Regions from separate parts of the Mus musculus genome. Here region 2 is linked to region 1. Evidence: chromatin loops called from intact Hi-C (ENCODE). Cell type or tissue: left cerebral cortex. All regions are shown on one strand.

Region 1 (5,000 bases):
TCCCTCACTTGGGTTTGACCTTTTGTCCTCCTGGGACCAAGAAACAGCCTTGACAAGTAAATGACCAGATGAATGGTGGGTGGTTTGGTCTTCCCGGAGCCCCGACAGATGCAGACTGGGTAAATTCAGTTTTCTCAACTTGGTCCCAGTTTTCTTTCTAGACTTCTCTGATAGTCTCTCAGATGTTCAGACCACAGCACCTTCAGGCACAATTCTCTGCCTCCCCCCCCCCCCCAAATCCCGCCCATCTAGAATCCGAGAAGGCAAGCAGCCATCACCCTGGCCTGTGAGCACCGCTAGATGGCAATGTCGGTCCCCGGTGCCAGCTCCGGACCCCGAGCCGGAGGTTCACCACGTCAAGTCCCAGAGTAAACCGCAAATACAGAAAAGCGTCAGGGCAGGGCTTCTCCCACAAAGGAGCAAAGGGAGGGAGATACTGCCTGTCTCCGTGGTCCCAGGTTGCCACAAAGGTCCCTTAGGTTCGGCCAGGGTTTCGAGGATGAAAAACTTTAGGGCGTCGGGATTCCACCCGCACCCCGCAAGGCACCCATCAAGGAACGTGTAGGTGGGAAAACGAGTGCGAGTTGTGTTTGTGTGTGACTACTCGGGAGCTCGAGTAGACACTAGTAGCTGTTTGCATGTGCCAGTGTGCGCCCCGCCACGCCTGGATACCGGTGCGCCTTTGAACGTGTGAGCATACCAGCGCCATGTGGACACGTGCGTGTGCATGTGTGTGCGTGTCTGGCCATAGAGCTTGGGTGGCCGTAACCGCGAATTTGTGTGCGGGAGCAAATGCTGGACTATCAGCGAATGACCAGTTCCCATGGCGGGAACCACCGGCAAGCGCCCGGTCTGTGGGTGGGGAAAGGGTTGAGAAAGGAGCAAAATTTGGGCTGCGAAGAAACCCTGACTTTGGAACCATTATCTTAGTGGCCCCAGGCACCTGGTCCTAACTGCATCGTCAAGAATGGAGAGCGTGCAGTCCCAGCAGTGGGCTGACTTCTGTCGAGAAGCCTCTGCGATAGTCGTCGAGCCGTGAGGGTCACCGAGCTCAGTTTGATGTGCCCTACGCATTGAGGGCAGGGGTAGAGCCTCCAAACGGGGAGCCCAGTCGAGGCCTGGGTCAGGAGGGTAAAATTGTTCTTCACTCTTCAACCCGCAACCCCTGGAGAGGCCCTGTCTAGTCCTGTCAGTCAAAATAGGCACCGAGTTCCCAAGCTGTGGGCTCAGGTCTATCTCAAAGACAATCTCGGGGCTTACCCTTGGGCCCATCTCCCGGCTCCATCACGTCTGGGTCCTGGTCGAAAGGGCCAAGGTTCTCCGATGCCCCGCCCTCCCATCAACCCCCAGGCACGCAGTTCCTGTAGTCTCTGGGCGTGGGCAATGTGCTTCCGCGGGTTCTCGAGCCCCTACCCCTGCTGGGGACAAGTCGGGAAAGGGTGCTCTGGGCGCCCGTGGGGTAGATTTTCGATTATTAAGTGATCACTTCAGGAAAGCTATGGCCCCCAGGACTGTTCCTGAGGCGGAGAGAAGCCTCTGTACTTTAGGGGAAGAGAGAGGGGTGCTGGATATTGGGCCAAATCATTGTGCCTAACACTTCCTCTAAGAGCTGGGAGGGTGGAGGGCTGGGAGATGTATCTCCCCGGATGAGTAAAAGAGAGGGTACTCCTGGAGAGGGGGAAGGGAAACAGGAGAGAACAGGGGTGTTTTCCGTCGGGGCTCAAGGTCGCGGACAGAGGACTCCAACGGGCTAGAGCGTACTGGAGGCTCCCGGTGGGCCAAGGTGGGAACGGAGGGCAGGGAGACGGGCGGGAAACGGGCGCTTTGGGGCTTCATCTTCCGGCGCCTTGAAGAAGAGCCAACGGGAGGGAGTGAGGGAGTGTGGGTCCTGACCCGACGGCTGCTCTGCTTCGGGGTTGGGCTGTGGGCTGGGACTATTCCTCCCCTAGCCTTCTCAATGATCACCAATCCCTAGAGGTTCACCTAGAGAAACCTTTTAGAGACCTGGGGTCCTTCTTCCAGAGGGGTGCCCCATCTCTGAGCTCTCCGCCCCTTCCGCACCGCGCTTGCCTTTCAAAGGGGTCTGGGGCCCTGTTCCAGCCCGACCCACCTCTGGAGACCTTCAGGGGGTCCCAGAACCCTACATCCTCATCTTGCATAGAAGCCCCCCGCCCCCGCGATTCCGCGGAGTTACTCACCCGCTGCTTCTGTCTTGCTCCGCTGGCGCCGGACAGACGGCGGAACTAGCCAGAGGCCCTGCGAGTCGGTGGGGTGGGCGACTGGGCCGGGGGCCGGGGGCGGGGACAGGGTGCCAAGGGGCGGCCCCTGCTTCGCCTGCAGCTCCCGGCGCTGTGGCTCCGACTCGCGCTCACGCTCGCACTTTTCTCCGAGCCGCGTGATGTCACAGGGAAGCAGCCAATCGTGGTGGGGACGCACCGCCCGCCCGGGGCCGGTCACCCAGCGGCGACGCGCGGGGGTCACCACCTGGAGTGTCAGGCACCCTTGATGCTCACACCCTTCCCGGGAGATGGCCCGCAACTCCGGACTCCAGCACCGAGGGCACCGCCCACAGTCGCCAGGGAGGATTAGCCTCCGGCTCTGCCCTCCGGGGGGTGGGGTGGGGGCTGTCCGCGTTGTCATGGGGACTAGGCGCCCCCTCGCGGGCTGGGGAAGAACCAGGCGGCCAAGCTTGGCTATGAGCCCCGCCTCCGCCCTAACCACGCACTCTGGACACCGAAGTGTTTTCGAACCTCTCCACGGCTTGTAGCCCCTTCGTCGTTCCGCCTGAGGTTAAATCCTGGTCTTGAGGGTTTGGCCCCAACAGGCCCCTGGTGTGCGGCGGGGCAGATCTAGCAACGTGCTTCTGTCGGGACAGAGCGCTGCCTGATAGCCGCTGGACAGCCAAAAGACTGCAGCCGTCGGGGCCTGGGGAAGAGCAGGTGAGACTGGACAGGCGAGCATCTACCCTGGCTAAAGATCTTGTCACTCTCCACGCCCGGGAAGGGACGCGCATTAGCTGTGAGACTGAAGATGGCACGAGTCTCCTATCCAGCCGCGAATGAGTTCATCGCTGCCTATGTGGGGAAGCCAGGTGCCCAAGGTCACCTGGGACAGAACAGGCCATGAAGGAAAGTCCAGTCTCCTAGACCTCCCGCAACAGTACTAGGCTAAGGCCCAAAGTAGGCAGGTTCAGCACCTCGGACAGCCCCACACGTCCTTGGTGCGAAGGCCAGTTGCTCAGATCAAGCACCCGCCAGCCAGGGTTGAATGCACCCCTTCGCGCCCGGGGTCCTGAGTACCGGTCACCCACAAAGCTTCTTGAGTGTCAACAGCCAATTAACTTTAAGCCGGCTGACTTCTTGGAAAAACCACCTGAGTCTCAGCTCTCCTCTACTCTCCTGCAAGGGCTGGTAGGGGCTCCTGGGGACAGTGGTAGTGGTAGGGATAGCTTTGTAACGACAGAGGAGTTAGGAACAGAGAATGAATGAGTGGAGACTTGAGCTAGAGTCCGTGAGAGAAGGCTCCTGGTTCAGGTTTCTCCATGCTGAAGAGAGGGACGTCAACATTGGACAAAGTTGAGGGCAGGCTAGTGTGAGAAGCCATCTTCCCTCCCATGGGCGCTTTGGTCTTCCATGATCCTCTGAAGGAAAAAATGAAGGAAGTGCTATTGTTCTTGCCCCCACTTCACAGGAGAGGAGAGGCTCAGTTGTTACCGACATCTTCCACTTTACCATATCCCCCTCCCTGGGGGCCAGGAGCAGGGTGCTCTTGGGAGAGTGAAAGTGTTGTGTGTATGGGAGAGGGCAGAATGTTAAGCCGTCAAATGAGGAGACTTGTTAAGGACAGGAGGGTCCAGAAAACAAAAACGCCTCCAACCACGGGCAAAGCCAATGCAATCTGTGAAGCCTGGGCCTTTACCTCACCCACCTACATCTCAGAGCTCACGGGTGAACTCTGGAAAGCTGAGCTGGAACTAGGGGACCCAATTTAGTCTCTCTGCTTTCTTTGTTCTAACTGGGTCTTGGAACGCTTTCTTAAGGGACTACCAGTCTTTATCCTGCTGACACCATGTGGTTGTAATGTGTAAGGGGTCCTGCAAAGGCTTACCACTAAGGAGGCTCTCCCTGGATGTGGACTTCCTAAGGAACTGGTGTGGAGACAAGGTATGACTAACCAATCAGAACGGGTAGTTAAGGCATGCTCACTTTTAGACCACTATATCACAAACCCTCTTTATATCCTGTTTGCAATCAACTAGAGAGCATGTTCGGTTTCCCCTGTGCCTTGACTTCTGTGTTGATGACAGACCCAGCTGTGTGTACCTTGGCTGTTAGTCACGTGGTCCTGATAACTGAAGTCATTACTTGAGGGGTTTTGATGGGGGTAGATCAAGCACACTTAGCACATTGTTTACACTCAAGAAATTCAGAGTCTCTCCTGTCAAACCAAGGCATACATCTGTTTGTAGTAGAATAAGCTTGGCAGTGGGTGTCCTTCCACCCATCAAATATTTTAATTCAACTTCTTTCCCTTAAAGGAAGGCAGGTCTCAAGATGCCTGTACTCTGCGAGTTGCAGTGGTTTGATTGATTTTATGGGTCTGAAAGTAAATTGAAGGAGTTCCGTAGTACACTCCTGCAAGGAAGGTCAAGGCACAGAAAAGGCAAGTGGCTTGTCCAAAGTCACACAGCTAGTGGATGTTTACTGACACAATCCACTGGCAGTACCCTACAGTGAACTGCAGATACAGTTCACAGTACCTCAGTTTGCATTACTTGCTTGGCCATTTTTGTTTTCATCTTTGTTGTGTCAGAACCTGTAATTCTCACCATCCCCACCTCCACCCAGTATCCTACCTGTGGTAGTCCAGCTGCTGGCAGTTCCTTGGATTTTCTACTATACTTTAAAGAAATATTTTTATGTATATTGGTGTTTTGAATGTTTATCTGTATGAAGGTGTTGGATCCCTTGGAACAGGAGTTAAGACAGTTGTGAGCTGTC
Region 2 (5,000 bases), 210 kb after region 1:
GGCCATACAGCAAGAGATCACAGTCAAGCACTGTTATTGGAATAGCCATTGCTAATGTGGAGGTCCTCTTCTATCTGCTTTTCCCGAATTTTTCCCAGCGCAGTAAGTATCAGAATTCAACAGCTAACCATCAGTTAAATGGCTCTGACATTTATAATCTTCTTTCTGTAAATGTTAATTAAAAGAAAAAAATAATTAGAAACGTGATCCAAACCATACCAAATGACTCAAAACCTACACCTTTTTCAGCCATTCACTTGTTAACTCTAGATTTATCTCCACTGACTCACTATTGTATGACAAACTTGATCTAATTTGCAGACAATAAGAGTTCAATCCCAGTGGCTCATCTACTGCCTGGCATTTCAACTGAGAACAACACATGAGAACAAACAATTTACAAGGTAAAAGAGGTCTGTGGCAACCAGGAGACAGCTGACAAGTTGAAAACACCTTAAGGGTTACTCAGAGGTTTGTTTTGCAAAGCCCTATGGCTCCACAGATGAGGGAGTGCTCAAACCAGTCCAACTAGAGATGTAGAACAAAGGGGGGGTGGGGGGGGGGGAGAAAGGAAGAAAGACAGTCTGTGGCCCTGCCTGGGGACCTACACTGTCTGCTGTAACAGGCTTTCCCTTCATCTCAAGAGACCCAAATCCCGAAGCTTTAGGCTAGAAAGGAAGGAAGAGTATAAAAGGAAGGAAAGGAGGAAAAAGCTAAGTGAACCAGGTAGGTCTGGAACACCGAGGCCACTTTTCAACCCGCTTTCAAAACAGTATTAAGGGACAAAGATGGCTCCGAGGGCACAGGGTTTGCCTGTGAAGCCTGGTGAAATAAATTAGTTGGCTATCTGAGATCCATATGGTGGAAAGAAAGAATCGTCCAACACCCTTGCCACATCACGCCCGCCTCCAAAACATAAATGTATTTAAAAAGTTTATTCCTTTAAAAGCCGTGTAAGTAAAGATGCCCCAGCCAGGAATGGGCTCACTGTACTTGGGAAGTGTAGACCAGAAGATCATGTGCGAGGCAAGCGTGGACTACGAGCACCAGTCAAAACAAAGTAAAACAAAACAAAAAGCTCCTAAGGCTGGTCCAGCCTGTAATGTTAGCATTCTGGAAACTGGGTAGCATCGCCGCGTGCTCCATGCCTGCTGGAGCTACATTACGTTCAAAGCTAACCTGAGTTACACAGCGAGACCTTGTCTCAAAAATAGTAAGATAACCAAAGTCTGGCTGCTCGACCCAGAATAACCGAACGCTGATCGCCACCTTTCCGTAGCTACCGGATTAACCGGAGCACTCTCCACCCTCGGGGCCGAAGAAGGCCCGCCTCCGGAACCCACGGCCGCACACAAGCCGCCACGGTGCGCAACAGCCGCACCTCCCCTTCCGCGTCAGCGCCCGCCCCACGCCGCGTCATCAGCACCTCGGCCACCGCGGCCTGCGCTTCGCTTCCGTACATTCTACACGAAGCCCAGTCTCCAACTCCCTAAATTCCTTCCCAAACCCTTTTTTTTCTCCTAAAAGGCTTTAAAATTAATCATATGATTTATTTCTGGAAATAAGCCGCCTTTCTTGAAGACTCTGATGTACAGAAATATTAAATAGGTCGTTTGTGGTGTAGCGAAAGTGCAGCTGAATTTAGGCAGCTGCATTTCCTCCGTAGCGCTCTACCTCCCCACCGCCTGCACTGAAGCGGATGAAAACAAACACTAAGGATGGCGGCGCCGGGCAGCGACTGGTTGCTGGCTTAGGGCGGGAGAGATCGTTTGACGTGTGAAGGGGAAGCTCTGAGAAAAACCAGTCCACACCAGTCCGACAGCTTTTTCAGTTCTGGGATCCCGGAGCCTCGTTAGCGTGAGATATCTCTCTGCGACCTGTGCTGTCACTACCGCCCGGGAGCGCGGAACCCTCTGCTGGGAGGTGCAGTTGGCCGGCCCCAGGCCCCGGCCTCCGGAATGAGAGCCCGGAGCCACTCTCTGTGCCGTAGCTTCGCAGGTACTCACTTTTGAGGGTAATAACCCCCGGATCTTTCAGCGCCCCCGAGTGGGAGGTCACTGATCTGTGTTCCCTTGGCCACCACCTTGGGGACGCCCAAGCCAAGCAACCGAGGTTCAGTTCCATAATCCCCTGATTATGTTTTCTACGAGAAGTTGGGTTGGTGTAGACCCTGTTGGCTCTTGAGGCGTCCCAACCGTTACAGACATCCCCCGAAATTTTCTTGCTACTTTATTGTCTCTTTGAGTTATGTCAAAAAGATCTATTGGAGAACATTTGTAGGGCCGTAACTCCGGTGTTGGGTATCAAGGTAGGTTAGGTAAGTTTTCAGTCAATCAAAAAAAATTTTTAATGCCAAGTATGAAGTCCTCCTGTAAGTGAGGGTGACTTGACTAGTGAAAAAGGGGACTATGTTCTTACTGGCAGTGGAATAACCTGCGAAAACCTATTCTCATTAAATCTCTGAATTAAGTGGCTAAGCACCTTCTTGGGTTGTAAATCTCTCATTCACTTTTTTCCTAGTTAATCTGCTCAATCTATCCTCAAGGTAACATTCCTTTGTTGGCTCCCCCCTCCCCACTTCGGTGGTAGCCCGTAGCCCAGGTTGGCCTTAAACTCCTGTGCTTCAGTTATCTTCTTCACTCAGCCTCCTGAGGAGCTGAGAATACCGACGCAGGCTGTCACAGGCCTAGGTTGGGATAGTTGGAAACAGGGTTCACCTATGCAGCCAGGGTTTGTTTGCCTTGAGTTACTGATCCTCCTTTCCCGGCATCGTAAGTGTTGAGATTATCTAGCATATACCATCATGTCTAGTTTTGAAATTCTCCTAATGAAATATGTATAAATTTATTTATATGTATATGTTTATATGTATACAATAATTATATATCTATACACAAACACATACGTGTTCTTACTTGAGGTTTAACCTATCACTCTGCTCAGTCTACTACAGAGCTATATTCACAACCAATTAATCTCTGCTTTTTGAGACAAGATCTTTTTGTGTATTACACTTGTTGGCCTGGAACTCACTATGTAGACTAGGCTAGTATTGAACTTGTTAGCAGTCCTATTGCCTCTGACTCCCCAGGTCTGGGCTATAGGCATGTAATACAACCAAACAACACTATCTATCTATCTGCTCTTGTAGGTTTTTGAGACAGGATATTTATATAGCCTAGGCTGGTTTTCACTTTATATAGTTTTGGGTGACCTTGAACTCCTGAATCTCTTCCTCCTGAATACTAGAAGTGTGAACTACCATACCAAACACTATAGACTGAATTTAAATCTTTTAAAGGCTTATAACTCATTAAAATTATTTTCACATTCATTTTAAATACCTGCCTGCTTTTAACTGTAGAGTGCATTGGAGCAACTTATTAGAAAAGTCTTCTGCGGGGCTGGAGAAATGGCTCAGTGGTTAAGAGCACTGACTGCTCTTCCAGAGGTCTTGAGTTCAAATCCCAGCAACCACATGGCAGCTCACAACCATCTGTAATACACCATGATGCACTCTTATGGAGTGTCTGAAGACAGCTACAGTGTACTTACATATAATAATAAATAAATCTTAGAAAAGAAAAGTCTTCTGAAGGCCATTGTAAGCAGCACAGGCAGCCTAATGTCCTTGGGCACACGAGAAGGGATGACAGTGTGAATCACCGCTACTTAGAAAAGCAACTGAATGGCCAAGTACAGTTGACTGTTAGGAAAAGTATTGGCTAAGTGAAGAATTAATAGAAGTCATAACAGGATTACAGCTTTGGAAAATGCTGCTTCCACTTCTGGTTCACAGATATATGAATAAAATGTAGAATTAAAAGACATTTTACACGCCGGGCGGTGGTGACACACGCCTTTAATTCCAGCACTTGGGAGGCAGAGGCAGGCGGATTTCTGAGTTCGAGGCCAGCCTGGTCTACAGAGTGAGTTCCAGGACAGCCAGGGCTACACAGAGAAACCCTGTCTCGAAAATACCAAAAAAAAAAAAAAAAAAAGAAAAGAAAAGACATTTACAGTTCTTTTAAAGTCATTTTTACAGTCATTTTAAAGGGGTTACCTCTCCCTTTTAGTATTGTCAATGGCTTTCTTATTTAAAGATAACTTAAGATGGCATTAAGGTCAGATTCTCTGAGGTGGATGTTAATTACTCTGTTTTAAATAAAGATTTATTGTTTTGTTAATTATTTTACCTTTAACCCTTTGTGGATTTTTTTTCTCTCCTCCCTCAGCCGAGTTTATTTTTTGGATTTTGTTTATGTGAATAGGCACATGTGTGCCAGGGCACTTGTGAAGGACAGAGAATGTGTGGGAGTAGTTTCTCTTTTTACCATGAGGGTACAAGGATAAAACCCATGTCATTAGGCCTTGTGGCAAATTCCTTTACCTGCCGAGCCATCTCACCATCCCTCTAGGAATTTTTGCTTCATGTATTTTATTGCTGTGTTGTTTGGTATGTAAACATAAATAGCTACTATAGTTCTAGAGATTATATTCTGATTTTTCCACTGAAAATTCTGATTTCTGTCTGCACCCACATCTGTGTGTGTGTGCATTTGTGTGCACCCTTAAAGTCAAAATCAGGTGTTTTCTGTTAACTTCTGTCTTAAATGTGGTGACAAGGTCTCAGGACACCTGGAGCTTGCTGCTTTGCTTATGCGGGCTGGCTAGCAAGCTTCCCACATTCCCTATGTGTCTACCTCCATGGTGATGGGCTAGAGCTGCTTTCTGTATTGCCTGGGTTTTACATGGATGCTGTGAACATGAAATTAGGTCCTCATTCATGGGTAGTAAACATTTTAGGCACTGAACAATTTTGCAGTCCAAAATTCTGATTTATCAGAATATCACTTTTTCACTCCTTCCATTGTTGCCTTCTTGTCTGTCTGTCTTTCTTTCTTTCTTTTTTTTGGTTTTTCGAGACAGGGTTTCTCTACATAGCCCTGGCTGTCCTGGAGCTCACTTTGTAGACCAGGCTGGCCTCAAACTCAGAAATC

The links. Hi-C counts contacts between places; a loop is a spot of excess contacts. Peaks named below come from ENCODE experiments on the same cell type or tissue, not always from the same donor. Only the 100,000 strongest peaks of a DNase experiment are listed, where the experiment ranks them.
Region 2: it touches region 1 in a loop (4-fold over the local background); 3 of 42 quality-filtered maps call a loop at or near these places.

The regions. Positions count from the first base shown.
Region 1 is chr2:91,919,542-91,924,541 of GRCm38, reverse strand. Chrm4 (cholinergic receptor, muscarinic 4) reads right to left here and starts at 2,353. Exons shown (of 2, transcript NM_007699.2): 1 at 2,199-2,353. In left cerebral cortex, CTCF peaks have their summits at 310 (motif pointing right) and 2,664 (motif pointing left); DNase peaks (open chromatin) are centred at 1,601, 2,446, 2,621, 3,205 and 3 more places; H3K4me3 peaks cover 3,450 bases; H3K27ac peaks cover 3,205 bases.
Region 2 is chr2:91,707,245-91,712,244 of GRCm38, reverse strand. Atg13 (autophagy related 13) reads left to right here and starts at 1,653. Exons shown (of 17, transcript NM_001355419.1): 1 at 1,653-1,998. Harbi1 (harbinger transposase derived 1) reads right to left here and starts at 1,393. Exons shown (of 3, transcript NM_178724.5): 1 at 994-1,393; 2 at 1-165. The coding sequence starts at 49. In left cerebral cortex, a CTCF peak has its summit at 2,046 (motif pointing left); DNase peaks (open chromatin) are centred at 1,371 and 1,683; H3K4me3 peaks cover 2,280 bases; H3K27ac peaks cover 1,592 bases.